Regions from separate parts of the Homo sapiens genome. Here region 2 is linked to region 1. The links are chromatin contacts, found by Hi-C in ENCODE. All regions are on one chromosome and are shown on one strand. Each heading gives the region's core, a stretch centred on a gene start or an enhancer-like site at or near the end of the contact. The rest is flanking DNA. Distances are from core to core; before and after follow the strand shown.

What was found. A loop is a pair of places that touch in the nucleus more often than their neighbours do. Pooled maps may share reads with other maps.
Region 2: a pooled map shows a loop between it and region 1 (5-fold over the local background). The contact joins the promoter of FAM199X here to the promoter of GPRASP1 in region 1. A Hi-C loop is called at or near these places in 7 of 50 pooled maps.

Annotation. Positions count from the first base shown.
Region 1 is chrX:102,647,015-102,653,590 of GRCh38, forward strand. GPRASP1 (G protein-coupled receptor associated sorting protein 1) reads left to right here and starts at 4,469. Exons shown (of 6, transcript NM_001184727.2): 1 at 4,469-4,581; 2 at 4,673-4,719; 3 at 5,161-5,251; 4 at 5,817-5,884; 5 at 6,207-6,284; 6 at 6,566-6,576. The region is part of intron 4 of ARMCX5-GPRASP2 (ARMCX5-GPRASP2 readthrough); the gene reads left to right.
Region 2 is chrX:104,162,844-104,169,419 of GRCh38, forward strand. It overlaps FAM199X (family with sequence similarity 199, X-linked), which reads left to right and starts at 3,610. Exons shown (of 6, transcript NM_207318.4): 1 at 3,610-4,139. The coding sequence starts at 3,943. RefSeq lists a silencer at 3,398-3,887 and an enhancer at 3,452-3,952.

The DNA of each region.
Region 1 (6,576 bases), core at 3,219-5,718:
GTTTGTTTTCACGCTGCTGATAAAGACATACCCGAGACTGGGAAGAAAAAGAGGTTTAATTGGACTTACAGTTCCACATGGCTGGGGAGGCCTCAGAATCATGGCAGGAGGTAAAAGGCACTTCTTACATGGCAGTGACAATATAAAAATGAGGAAGAAGCAAAAATAGAACCCCCTGATAAACCCATCAGATTTTGTGAGACTTATTCACTATCATGAGAATAGCACTGGAAAGACTGGCCCCCATGATTCAATTACCTCCCCCTGGGTCCCTCTCACAACATGTGGGAATTCTGGGAGTTACAATTCGAGTTGAGACTTGGGTGGGGACACAGTCAAACCATATCAAGTCCCATCAATGGAATGTGAGTGGAAATGATGTGAGCATTTCCTCACCATGGATTTTAAGAAGGAAATCAACTACTTCTATTCTCCTTTTTCTCATTTGCTGGCTGGATGCAGGCTGTGGTGAGGCCCTATCATGATGAGGCAGGAAGTGATGGTTAGTTAATGAGAAACAACAACAAAAGGTAGTGTAGTTTTCTCATTATTTTTTCTATTATAGAAAGCAATTTGACATTCCATTAATTTCTAATATTTATTGACATTGTGGAAATTCAGGTTTTCTTCTCCCTGTAAAGCTAATTAGCTCTCCTTGCCAGCTCCTATAGTTCTAAAAATCCTCAAGGGGTATTTCCTATGTCCTGAATTTTTGGGGTTTTCCTGTGATTCTTCCAGTTGTTGCTGCCATTCTAAGCTGTATTGCCAGGCATTTAATGTCCTCTAATTAACTGTTCTCTCTAATTTCCTAACTCCACCTATACACAGGGTTTTCATGATGTCAGATCTGAGTAGTAGTCAAAAGTTTAAATCCATGTTAGAAAGGAGGATATTTTCCTCTCTTTAGGTTATGCTTTATTAATGGGTTCCTTACACTGGAGCATTACAGAGTTTACTTAAAGACAGTTATTTCCTGGATATGTATAAACCTGCCTTTGCTATGACAGATATACAGTTGAGGGTTTGTGTTGGAATAGGCACAAATAGGAGTTCTATAATAATTTCAGTGTTGCTATTAGAATATCTATACTTCCCTAATGGCAAGGCATTGTTCATGGGCTAGGGTCCTTGTGCGTGACTTGGTTTTTCTTCAAGATTAATTCTCTTGAAGTAGACCCCACCCCAAATATGACCTGAAAATATTCTTGGGCCAGGCCTCCCCACCAGTTCTGCAAATGTACCCTGTCTCAAGAAGTAGAGACAGGCTGAGATCTTTCCCATAGCATTTTCAGGCTACACTGAAAATAGACATCTGTTGGGCCAATTTCACCATATAGTTCACCAGACCAACCTCAGCCTAGTTATTCCTGACTACAGGGGACTTTAATTTCTGTGTACAACCTTTGAAACTTTGAGATAGAAGAAGGGGATACATTATAAGAAAACACAGGGTTTGGCTCAGCCTCGACCAAAAGAGAAGTCTCAGAAGGAAGCTTTGCTTGAGGCCCATAAAGGACAGTATAGAGGCAAGTAAAACTAAATAGGCAAAAACAAGTCCATGACCATGGTGATTGAGACAGACAAGAGGAGAACAGGCAAGTGATAGGCTGGTGTGCAAGTTCATGAGCATGCTTGGGGGTGGTGGGTGGGATTTGGAAGAAAACAGTGAGTATGATGAGTGAGCACAGTTGCATCTGTATCATGGACTTAATGCTTATGGATTATTTGGCTCTGACATTTAGATTTCAGTGGTAAGTCAGGGTTACACAGGTGCTAGTGTAGGCACTGAGGAGTAGAAAGATGACTGTTGCAATTTATTGAACTAGAATCAATTATAGGAGGAAATAAATAGTGCTTAGCAGTCAGAGTATCTTATTTCAATCTTTTATTTGCTCAAAGGTTTTAAAAATAATAATCTATTTGATACATACCCATACAAAGCTAACATATGAAAAGCTTAAAGTAGGGCCTTTATCACTTCAATACATACTAACCAATACAAGACCATGTTTTCTAAGAGTACTGACAACAAATTGTCCAACACACATTTTAAAGTCTCACACAGTAAAATTTGTCAGCTTTTGGTAGAACCATTCCTCTGTCAGTAAATATCTTGGAATAAAGATCCTAGCACCTGCAGAATTACCACAGAAGCTTGTGCAAATGTGATTTTGGACATAATTATAAAACAGTAAAGGGGATTGGTGGCTGTATTGGTGAGATGAGCCCTAAAATATTTCTCAGAGACTGAAGCACAGGTAAAGAAAGGCAATGGGAATAGAATTCATCAGGATGGTGAGTGTATTCTGTTCCTACTCCTGCTATTGTTACCAACCAACACAGTGGGTGGGTTCAGTCGTTTGACATCAACCCCATGATCACAGCAAGGATTTAGTAAGGGGATTTATTACTTGTAACGAAGTAATGAGACCACCAGGGATACTTCCCAAAATAATGTCTCCCTGAGATGGGGGCTGGGTCAGGTTTTCATAAGCATTGGGTATTAAGGGTATATCCTGATGGCTTTGGATCTTACAATGAGGTGATGCTGAGAGGCATGATCTGACTGGATCCTGCCATCCAGTGTCCACTTCTTAATTCAGCCCTGGTCCTAATTCAAAACACTTACATTCTCCCTCTGATTGCATGCTTGGTTCATCTGAGGATGCTCAGGTAACATGATCTGAGGGTCCCCGGCAACTGAAAGACAATGCACAACTTTGTTATATAAAAGTTAAACCAGATAGGTCTGGTGCTGCTACCCTGTAACCAGTTACCATACATGGAATGGCTTAAAATAATACCAATTTATTATTATCTTACAGTCCTGGAAGGTTGGAAATCTTCAAAGGGCTTCACCACACTAAAATCAAGATGTTGCCAGAGGAGCTATCCCTCTGGCATTTCTAGGGAAGAATCTGTTTCTTTGTCTTTTCCAGGTTCTGGAGACAGCCTGTATTTCTTGGATCTTGGCTTCCTTCCATCTTCAAAGCCAACGATGACCAGTGTAGACTTTCTATGCTGCTTCAATCTGACATGGAGTCCCTGCCTTCCACATCTAAAGTACCCTTGCAATTACATTGGCCAAGATAACCCAGAATAATCTTAAATTAAACTCAGCTGAATAGCAATCTTAATGATCCTTTGTCAGGTAATATAAAATGGTACATGTTCTGGAGAACAGGACATGGACATCTTTAGGGGACCGTTACCTGCCAAACACAATGAGGGTAGTGTCTAAATGAGTTTTCAAATGGACAACAGTAACAACATCAACTTGGTGTTTAACCACATTGCTCTGTCTGTCCCATGCAGGAAGCAGGGAAAGGAGGGGCTCAAGAGTAGAGGACGGATGTGGGGGTGAAAGAAGAGGATTCAAATGAGCCAGGTTGCTTTGTCTCGGGGAGGGGGGTGCACGGTGGGATCCTCTCCTGAGAATGACTGCTGAAACAATAGGTAGTTGTGGCAGGTGGCGGAGATCCAAGCTGGTTTGATACCAGCCACATTTCCACACTGCCAAATATCATGGCAAGAGAAGACTTGACAGGGAACCGAAGAGAAGCCAGGACCATCCCTACCTGGCGGCATCAAAGAGAGAGGACTGTTATGACCTCCTGCGGGTCCTGACAGGGAAAGGTCCTCTTTTGGGGGCAACTGTGGGGACGGTGCAATGCCAACGTGAGCCACCATTTGAAATGAGAAACAGCGGTGTGGCAGAAAGAAATGAGTCTGGTGCAGACCAGTGGTTGGTTTCCTAGGGTTAGAGGTCTAGGTCTACCTTCTTTTAGAAGAGGGGCAGTGGTGAGTCCTTGATGGGAGCCCCCTGCCCCGGAGTTCACTTAAGAGCAGGTGTACCTTCCTCCCCTGCGTGGCTCCACGAAGCTGGGAAAGAAACGCACAGGACGACCACCCTAGAACCCCGGGCCTGTCTGGACTGAAATCGCCTCTCCCCTCCCACACTGCAGTGCTGACACCCCCTCTCCCATTAACATCCAGGAAGGAGGGTGAGCAGACTAGGGAGGGGGAGAGGGCAAACACCCAGCAGTCCTTATAGGGGGGCGGTTGGGGCGGGGGTGCAGACACACCAAGGGACGGTTTGGTATCCATCCGCTGCTCCCTCCAGCGCGGCTCTTCGCGACCTCGCGATCCTGTCCTCCGCCCGGCCCCGCAGCCGCCCGCCGGTGCCATATATTATAGCAGCGCCAGAAATGTGGTGGTCGTCGCCACGTTAGGGTCCGCGGGGTCCTCCTGAGGCAGCCTGGTGCCAACCCGCAGGCCCCGGCTGGGGCTCGTCCTGGCCCCGCCCACCTCTGGGTCGGAACTATGGTGGTTCTGTGAGGGGGGGCGTCCTGCACTTTCGCGCCGTATCCCTCCGCCCCCCTTCCCGACACCCTCGCGGAGAGCGGTTCTTGCCGCATCCTGCGCAGCCCCTGCCCAGTTTGGTGCAGAGGCGTGGGGGGCGGGACTCGTCTTTGCCATTCGGATCGCTGGGAAAGCGGTGGGAATCCAACTGAAGAGCAGCCAGAGGAGAGCTGAAGAGAGGAGGGGGAGGCCGATGACCTGGGCTCTGGGCCTCTGAAGGCAAGTAGGGGTGCGTGAGGTGGGGGGCCGTGGTGTGGGGGTGGTCCGCCAGGGTGGACCGGCTGGCAACCTGCCCCCCGGACCCTGACAGCCTGGCAACGAGGAGACGATCCGTTCGGAGCCGGGCGCTAGAGAGAGGTGCGCAGTGCCCGAGATCCCTGGCTATGGGGAGGCGGTGACTGGTGCGGGCCAGGCCGGACCAAGGGCTGAGGGGCTGGCTCCAGAGGCACCGTCAGATCGTCTGGAGGAGAACCGCGCTGACCGCTTCCCAGCCAGCTTTGCAGGCGCCCGCGCGCAGCCCTCGACGGTTTCGGTACCGAGAGACGGCTGTGGGGGAGGCTCCTGCGGGAGAAATGGCCAAACGGGAGCCGTGTTGGGGGGCGCCCGGGAGGCAGTTGGGGGGCGCCTGGGGGGGCCCTCGTGGGCCAGCGTCCCAGCTCTGTGCCTAGCCCGTGGGAGGTGGGTCGCGTTCGCTGCTCCGGGCCCTGATTCCGGAAAGGGGCCTGTGGGGCCCCGTGTCCTGGGTGCTGTCCCTTCCCACAGACTCCAGGTTGATGTCAAAGTCTGTCTGCGCGGTAGGTCTGGCGTATTCTGACAGGACACAGTGAGCATCTGTAGAGGAGAGGCTTGAAATAAAGGAGGAGCACGAATATTCCCTGGATTTCTGGAGGTGTGTGGGGATGTGGGGTGGGTGCCAAACACTGGAGAACCGAATCGGGGTGGGGGACTGCGACCAGAGCAGGTCAGGCATCCAGGAGCACCTCTTAATCTTCCCCTCTCTAATGGTGTTCCAGGCGCTTCCCCCACCTTCCATCCCCATCTGCCTCCCCCACCGTCCTAAACTGGGGGCTTGAAAGGGTGAGCTTTGGAGGTAGGGGTGATGAGGGAGACATACTGACAAGTACCAATTCACGACCTGTTTTCTAGAATATGTGGCGCCCTTCCCCCATTTTCTGCTGCGCAGAGCAAGGGGATGTGGCGCACCTAGTGGTGAATCCTCAGAATTGGAGAAGGGAGTAATGAGAAGAGTATGACGTCAAGAGAAGGAGTTGTTATCTCTAGAACCTTGAAGCAGGGCCTAAACAAAACGAGAATATTCCACCAGCAAAACCCCGAATGTTGAAAGACAGATATCAATAATATGGGGATTCTTATCCTTAGCGTTGGTCTCTCTACCAAGGGCTTTACTGCCACCCCTCATTTCCTGTCTTACTTTTTCATCTGTTTGTCCATAGGCCTGCTTTAAGGCTGGCCAGTTCTGCAAGAAAGGCAAGGAGGAGGAGACTGGCTCACACCTCTGGAGGTTGGTGAGAAGGGGGAGGGGGCAATTCAGGGGACAGTTGGAGAAAGAGAGCATGGCAGGTGGCTTTGAGACCAGTGGGTGCAGACCCACTTCTACTCTGCTGGATTTGCACAGTGCCAGCATCCTTTTTATTTCTTGCAGGGGACATGAGATAGGTGTAGGTTGTGTTGTGACTCAGAAAGACCTGAGAGCAGGGACCAGGACACAGGAAACCATAGATACATTGAACCCTTGAATGGGAAGACAGATATTTGTCACAGGAGCCAGAGTGCTTGCCTATCTACCATTCTCCATTCTCTCCTGTATGTTTACTTGTCTGTAGGACCCCCTTCTGTCAGCTGTGGGGCTTGACACTACTTGAACAAGAAAAGGAGGGGGAAACTGCACCACATAAGTGAAGGTTGGTATGAGAGTGGGTATACTTTTGGGCGGGGTAGTGGAGACCAGCATGGGTCCGGGAGTGCTTAGGGTCCAATCTGGGGACTTCTTGGCCCCTCCCATTGCCGACACACTTTCCCACCATTGTTGGACCTGTTTAATAGGAGGCAGCCGGTCCAGAGAGACTTTCTCAAAGCCCAGCTGTCCCACCTAGCATTCAACATCAGTCTCACTGCATATGTCTCTGCATGGGATGACATAATTGGAAGAGACTCAAAGCCCCATTTCATTCTCTCTCCCTAGATCCACCTCCA
Region 2 (6,576 bases), core at 2,360-4,859, 1.5 Mb after region 1:
ATCCTCATCTTGCTGCTTTCACCAATCCTGGATTGTTGTAAAATGATGCTTGCCCAGTCTTAATCAAGACCCCACATTGAAATATCCACCTTAAATCAAACTTCCAATTCTTAATAAATTCTGCCCAGACATTTCCCTCTGAAACATTGCCAAAGCTTTGTGCAAGTTGAGGTTTTCCTTGCCAAAATACGTAAGAAATTCAAGCTTTGTTTTATCAGCAGGTTTTGTTGGTGATATTTGACTCAGCTAAATACACACACACACACACACACACACACACACACACACACACACACTTCGAGCTCATCAATCACATGAAAAAATTATAAGGGTTAGATCACCAGTTATTGGGTTAAGTCCAGTATATTTCTATCCAATGGTAAACAAAATGATAAAAGTTAATTGACAATTCTCGATACCACTCAGTCTCTCCTGCAGCCATCAGCTCTCTGGTAGGTAAATTATGCATCTGAAGACTTTAAGGCAGATTACCCCAGGGTTTGCTCTCAGGCTCAGATCTTCAGAGAAAATAAGGAACTACTATACCCACCCACATTTTCAGAGAAACAGAAATTAGGAAGGATCTTGGAGAATGGAAGGGAGAGATGAATTGGGTAAATCCATTGAGGTGAAGTACACCCAAGGGACAAACCAAATCGAAGTGAGACAAGAAGGCAGGATGCCCAACAGTCATCAACTCCAGTGATTAAGAACTTGGTTAAGATGTATTAATACATTATTACCATATATTTAAGTAAACATTATACATACAGTGCACCAACTCTATGTACTGCTATCCGTGTCTATGTCAGTATTTCTCACTGAGAAATATATGGAGGGACCTCTTTTTTTTTTTTTTTTTTTCCTGAGACGGAGTCTTGCTCTGTTGCCCAGACTTACTGCAACCTCCACCTGCCAGGTTCAAGCGACTCTCCTGTCTCAGCCTCCAAAGTAGCTGGGACTACAGGTGTGCACCACCACGCCCAGCTAATTTTTGTATTTTTAGTAGAGATGGTGTTACACCATATTGGCCAGGCTGGTCTTGAACTCCTGACCTCAGGTGATCTGCCTGCCTCGGCCTCCCAAAGTGCTGGGATTACAGGCATAAGCCACCGTGCCTCGCCTGGGACCTCTTTTTTTTTAAAAAAAATTCTCTCACACCCAAACATTTCTGTAAATTCTTTTTATAATATTTCTTAAATGTAAACAAACATTAAATTCTACATGTTCATAAAGCTCTTGTACAAATGTAACACCAAAGCAAATTTACAAATTGTGCACAAACTTTTTTACAAAGTCAGTGTAATGTGGTATATATGATGAAACAAAACTGCCCTAGAAACGTGAACATACTACTGACTGGCAAGCATATGCTCTTGGCCTTCGGCTTGTAAGTATGTCTTGGGGTTGACTCCACTTTCCCATCACTTTATTCTCTTCAGACTACTGCAACCCTTCATTTGTTTAGGAAGATGCCAAGTATGAGGTGCACCTCATTTGTCTTCTCACAGGATCATGACAATTAAAGTAGTATTATCTTATGCTAATTCATTGTGAAAATAAACTCAAATACATGTCCTAATCATGTGGCAGCAGTTAGTTATCATGTGGTCATACAGATACTTCAGAATATGCTTAAACACAAAAGTAAAACACATACTTGTAGAAACCTCACAGACTCTCTCATTAGACTCCGCTTTAAAAAAACACCCACCTCTTATAGTATGTGTAAAAGGTATATATATTTAAATTAGACCACCAGGCACAGTAGCTCCACCTGTAATCCCAGCACTTTAGGAGACTGAGTTGGGTCAATCACTTGAGGTCAGGAGTTCGAAACCAGCCTGGCAAACATGGCAAAACCCGTCTCTACTAAAAATACAAAAAATAGCCAGGTGTCGTGGCACATGCCTGTAATCCCAGCTACTCAGGAGGCTGAGGCAGGAGAATAGCTTGAACCCGGGAGGTGGGGGTTGCAGTTAGCCAAGATCGCCCCAATACACTCTAGCCTGAGCGACAGAGCAAGACTCTGTCTCAAAAAAATATAAAATAAAATAAAATAAAATAGACTATTTCGTTAGCTTCTTATTAACAGTTCCTGGTGCTATTACCTGAGTGCCTGCATTATCATGCAGCACTTGACTCTTGTTTCATTTGGATAATCAAGTCTCTTGTTTTTGGGGACTAAGCCATGGCCCATTCAGCCTCACTGGCCTCAGACCCCTGGGGATTGGTGCATTAGGGACCATAGAACAAACCATCATCAGCCTCACTTCCACAAGTTTTAAATTGGTCAGCCTCATTAGATATTAATGAATGATTCATTTTGAAAGCCACATACACAATGCAACACACCTTCTTGCAATCTCAATGAAAGAAAGCCGGCATGCTCAACAGTCAAACAACCAAGTAACTGAAGCAAGATAATGTATACATTTTAAAGGCACGTTGGAGAAGCTGTTTTCACTATAAGTTGCATTGGTAGGGCAAGGCACAGAGTTTAATACTGAATGGGGCTTGTTTTAGTGACAACCCCCCACTTCTCCTGCCCTCTTTCTCTTCTTCCTCCTGCCTTCTTTCATTTTTCCCCTCCTTTCCGCCTATTTAAGTTCTATGCTTTCCTGAAGGATCAATGTAGTTTCTTCATAAATATAGTTAATGCAAAGAATTGCTTTTATTGAAGAATTATGCTCTTATATGAAAATGTGCTTCCTTTTATAAAATAATATTAGGTAGTTTTAAAAATTGTCTTCTTTGGGCAAAGTAAGAAATTAGTAATCTTGGGGTTTCCTCTATTTTTTTTTAATCTTACGCATCCAAGAACAGGAATCACTTGCCCAGAATATAGAGAAGAGAGATGAGATAAACAGCAAAGTACACTATATAACACCTAACAAGTTGATTCAAGTTGAACAAGTTAAGCTCCATAATATATTTTCTACGGGAGGGAGGGGGCAAATTAGCAGGTGTGCCTTAGTCTCCTTTGGGAGTCAGGGAAGGCTTCACTGAGGAGATAACGTTTGAGCTGGAGTTTGAAGGATTAGCAGGGGAGAAATGGCAGGGCATTCCAAGCAGGGTGCCTATGAGCAAAAGGCGCAAAGCACAAAAGAGTACGACGTGTCCAGCAGCTCTGAGTAGGCGAGTGGCTGCAGCGTAGGGTTCTTGGAGTTAGGTGATCAAGGGTGAGGAAGGGACTATTTTCCCTGCTTGGACGATTTCTCCTACACCTCATTGCACGGTGCTGGGCACACACTGCAGGAGCTCAATAAATACTTGTTGAATTGGGACAGAATGAAAGAGTGCGCTGGGAACCAGGGCATCTGGATGTTTTCTCACGCACCCGCAGTGTGACCTTGGCCAAGTCCCTTTTCTGGGACTGCGGTTCCTGCTTAGTAGTCGAGTACGAGTGAGAAAGCGGAGGAGGAGGTTGGCCAGAGGCGCCTAGCCTTTCTAGCGGCCTGAATCCCTGATTCGATGCGTAGAGGGCGGGGCGGGCCGCTTGGGGCCGCGGCGGGCGGAGGTTCAGTTCCTCCTCCGGTCCAGCAGGGGGCACGGGGAGTGGCTTCCCGCCGCCCTTCCCCTCCTTGCGGGCGCCGGGCAGACTGCTGCAGTCGCAAGCGGCGAGCGCAGTGGGCGGGGCGGGCCTGGCCGGGCCGGGCGGCGGCGCTGCGCTGACGGGCTGAGTCTGGCGGCGGCGGAAGCTGCAGAGGCCACCGGGGCGCTAACTGGGTGGCCGGTGGGCCGCTGTGGCCTCGAGCAGCCTCTTCGCGCGGCCCCGCACCCCGGCAAGCAGCAGCGGGCCGCGACGCCCAGCCTGCCAGTGAGCTGCGACGGGCACACCCCGGAGCGTCGGCGACTGCGGACAGGTTAGAGTGGGGGCAGGGGCGGGCGCGGGAGCAGCCCAGGGCCAGAGAGGGAGCCCGAGCCAGGCCATCTCCAACCATGTCCGACGAGGCCTCGGCCATCACTTCCTACGAGAAGTTTCTAACCCCCGAGGAGCCCTTCCCACTCCTGGGACCTCCTCGCGGGGTGGGCACCTGCCCGAGCGAGGAGCCGGGCTGCCTGGACATCAGCGACTTCGGCTGCCAGCTGTCCTCCTGCCATCGCACCGACCCGCTCCACCGCTTCCACACCAACAGGTACGAACTGCACCTGAGGGCAGGGGTGGATTTTCCACTTCTGGTCGCCCCCCGCTCCTGATCCTTCGTCCCGGGCTGCGCTTCCAGTCGCCCCCTCCCCCACCTGCTTTCGACCAGCGCTCATTCCCGGCCTCCTTCCCTGCCCCCCCTCCCTATTTTCACCCCTGCCCTCCTATTTTCCTTTCGACCGGCGTTTTACTCTCTTTTCCTCATTCATATTCTGGCTATAGCGACTCCTCCCTTCCCTACCTTCTCCCTCCCTTGCTTCCCTTCCCTCCCCCCATCTGTACCCTACGAATCCCAAACCCCCACCCTTGATTTTTAGATACGCCCCTGTTTGCATCCATCTGCAAAAGTTTAACCCCTTCCATTTCCGGTACGCTGTAGAGGAATTTGGATGGCTCAAGATCAATCCATAGATCTTTTGAAAAGTGGCGTTGAAAGGTGGAACATTTAAAGCTAGAAGCTTCATTTTCCCTATTTTTAATCTGTCTCACAGTCCTGTTCCCCCCGCCGCCACCACCCCTACCCCATTTTTTTTTTTAGTTGAGCGCTAGGAAACTAGTCGATTCTCTCTTTTTTTCCTCCTCCTTTATTAACTGTTTGCCTTAGCGCTTTAGGCTCTGCCAAAATTGGTAAGCTTAAATCTGGAGGATTCCTTCATATGACATATCCCTTGGTTTCCTTCCCCTTTGAAGAGACAGAGTAAGGCTTAGGATGGACTGACTTACACAAATTTATTCAGAGGGTGTATCTCCTCCTAACTGATTTCAGTAGAAGGTAGTGTTCTGGAGACTTCTCTCATGCAAGCATTTACGTGTTAGATCAAATCTTGGGGGGTGGGTTGAAGACGTTCTAGATACAGCCTCAAGTTTTAACATAGGTGGATATTTGAGATACATATACAAAGGGCTGGGGGGGTGTGTGGTTAAGGCTCTAGGAGAGGGGTTCAGCTATGGAAAATACTGGAGATAAATTAAGAAATCTAGTTCTGACTTCTGATCCAAGTTTATGATGTGAGTTTGATCAAATTCTTCCATATTTTAATGTCTTTAGCATATTTCTCCCCTCCCTTCCCTTAAATCAGTCTGTAGATTGAATGAGCTTCTACCAGATACAAGGAATGTGTAAAAGATGTTTCTTACATAAATGAAAGTTATAGTCTATGGAAACAAGGTGTTATAGTTAAATAATCAGAATATCAGTATAACACATCTCAAAAGGAAGTGGCAGTAAATTTATTATGACTACTCTAAATCGTCATTGCAAAAAATGAAGAAACAGGCCCAGAAAGAAAAGATTGAGTTCAAGGTCATAAAACCTAGTCAAGCAAATCCAAGACTATTCCTTTGAAGCCAATGATTAAACTTGGAGCAGAACTAATTGATCCAGTGTTACAAATAGAACTTATGGTTTCCTAGACCAACTCACAGAAGCCTATTTAACCCCTGATGTCACTGTAATGTGAATGTAACATATTCATGAAATCAAGTGTGCTTAGGGTTATTTATGTTGAAAAATAATGTAAAAGAATACCTTTGTACATATTTGGCATTTAAGTTTTGCAGCCTTGGAGCAAGTCACATACCCAGGAAAGTTAAATAATTTCAGAATGATCCTGCTGTGATGATGAGGGCAAGGGAGTGAGGGCAGAGGCTGTGGGTAAGTACTGCCAAAACTGGGTAGAGGTGATGGGGAGTGAAGTTATGAGAATAATATGTTTCTTACAACTTGTTCTGTTCCTTCCTCCTCCCCGTTTTTTCCTGTGTTTTCTTTCCCTTAAAGACTGTGGTGAGGTCAGGACTGTTTTTCAATGGGGCAGTGAGGAGGGGAGAAGGAGGTTCTTTGCAAGCCCCAGTTTTTCCAAGTCAAGCATTTTTCCTAGTTACTGCTTGCTTTTTTTTTTTTTTTTTTTAACTTCCCTCTCCTACCCTACTTTTCGCAAGGCTTGGCATGGTGGCAGGGGTTCTAATGCTCTGTATCCTTTTCAGCAGAGAGTAGGGGAAGCAAAATTAGCGATATTCACAGCACATGATGTTTCTGTCCTAGGCTACCTTGCCTTTTAAATGTATTATCCTTCTGCAATGTTCTGCTTTCTTACCCCTCCTCAAGATGGTGCTTGAGAGGACCATAGGCTTCCAGCCATTTCTTTTCAGGGAGAAGCACACAGCTAAATCATATATCGGGCAAAGTTTAGGGAGTTCTTTTATTTTGGAGTTGTATGTGTCACTTTTTTCCTTCACATCACATCATTTGTCAATTCAGGCAACAACCCAAAAATCAGATTTCAAATAGTTGAGTGCTGAAATTCTGCCTTGGGTTTAGTGATTGTAAAACAAATTTTCATTGGAAGTAGGAAGCTTGTTAATTGGTAGATATTTGACTTAACCTTAATTTTGCTTCCTTCTTGGTACCTGATAAGAAAAATGTGGAGATT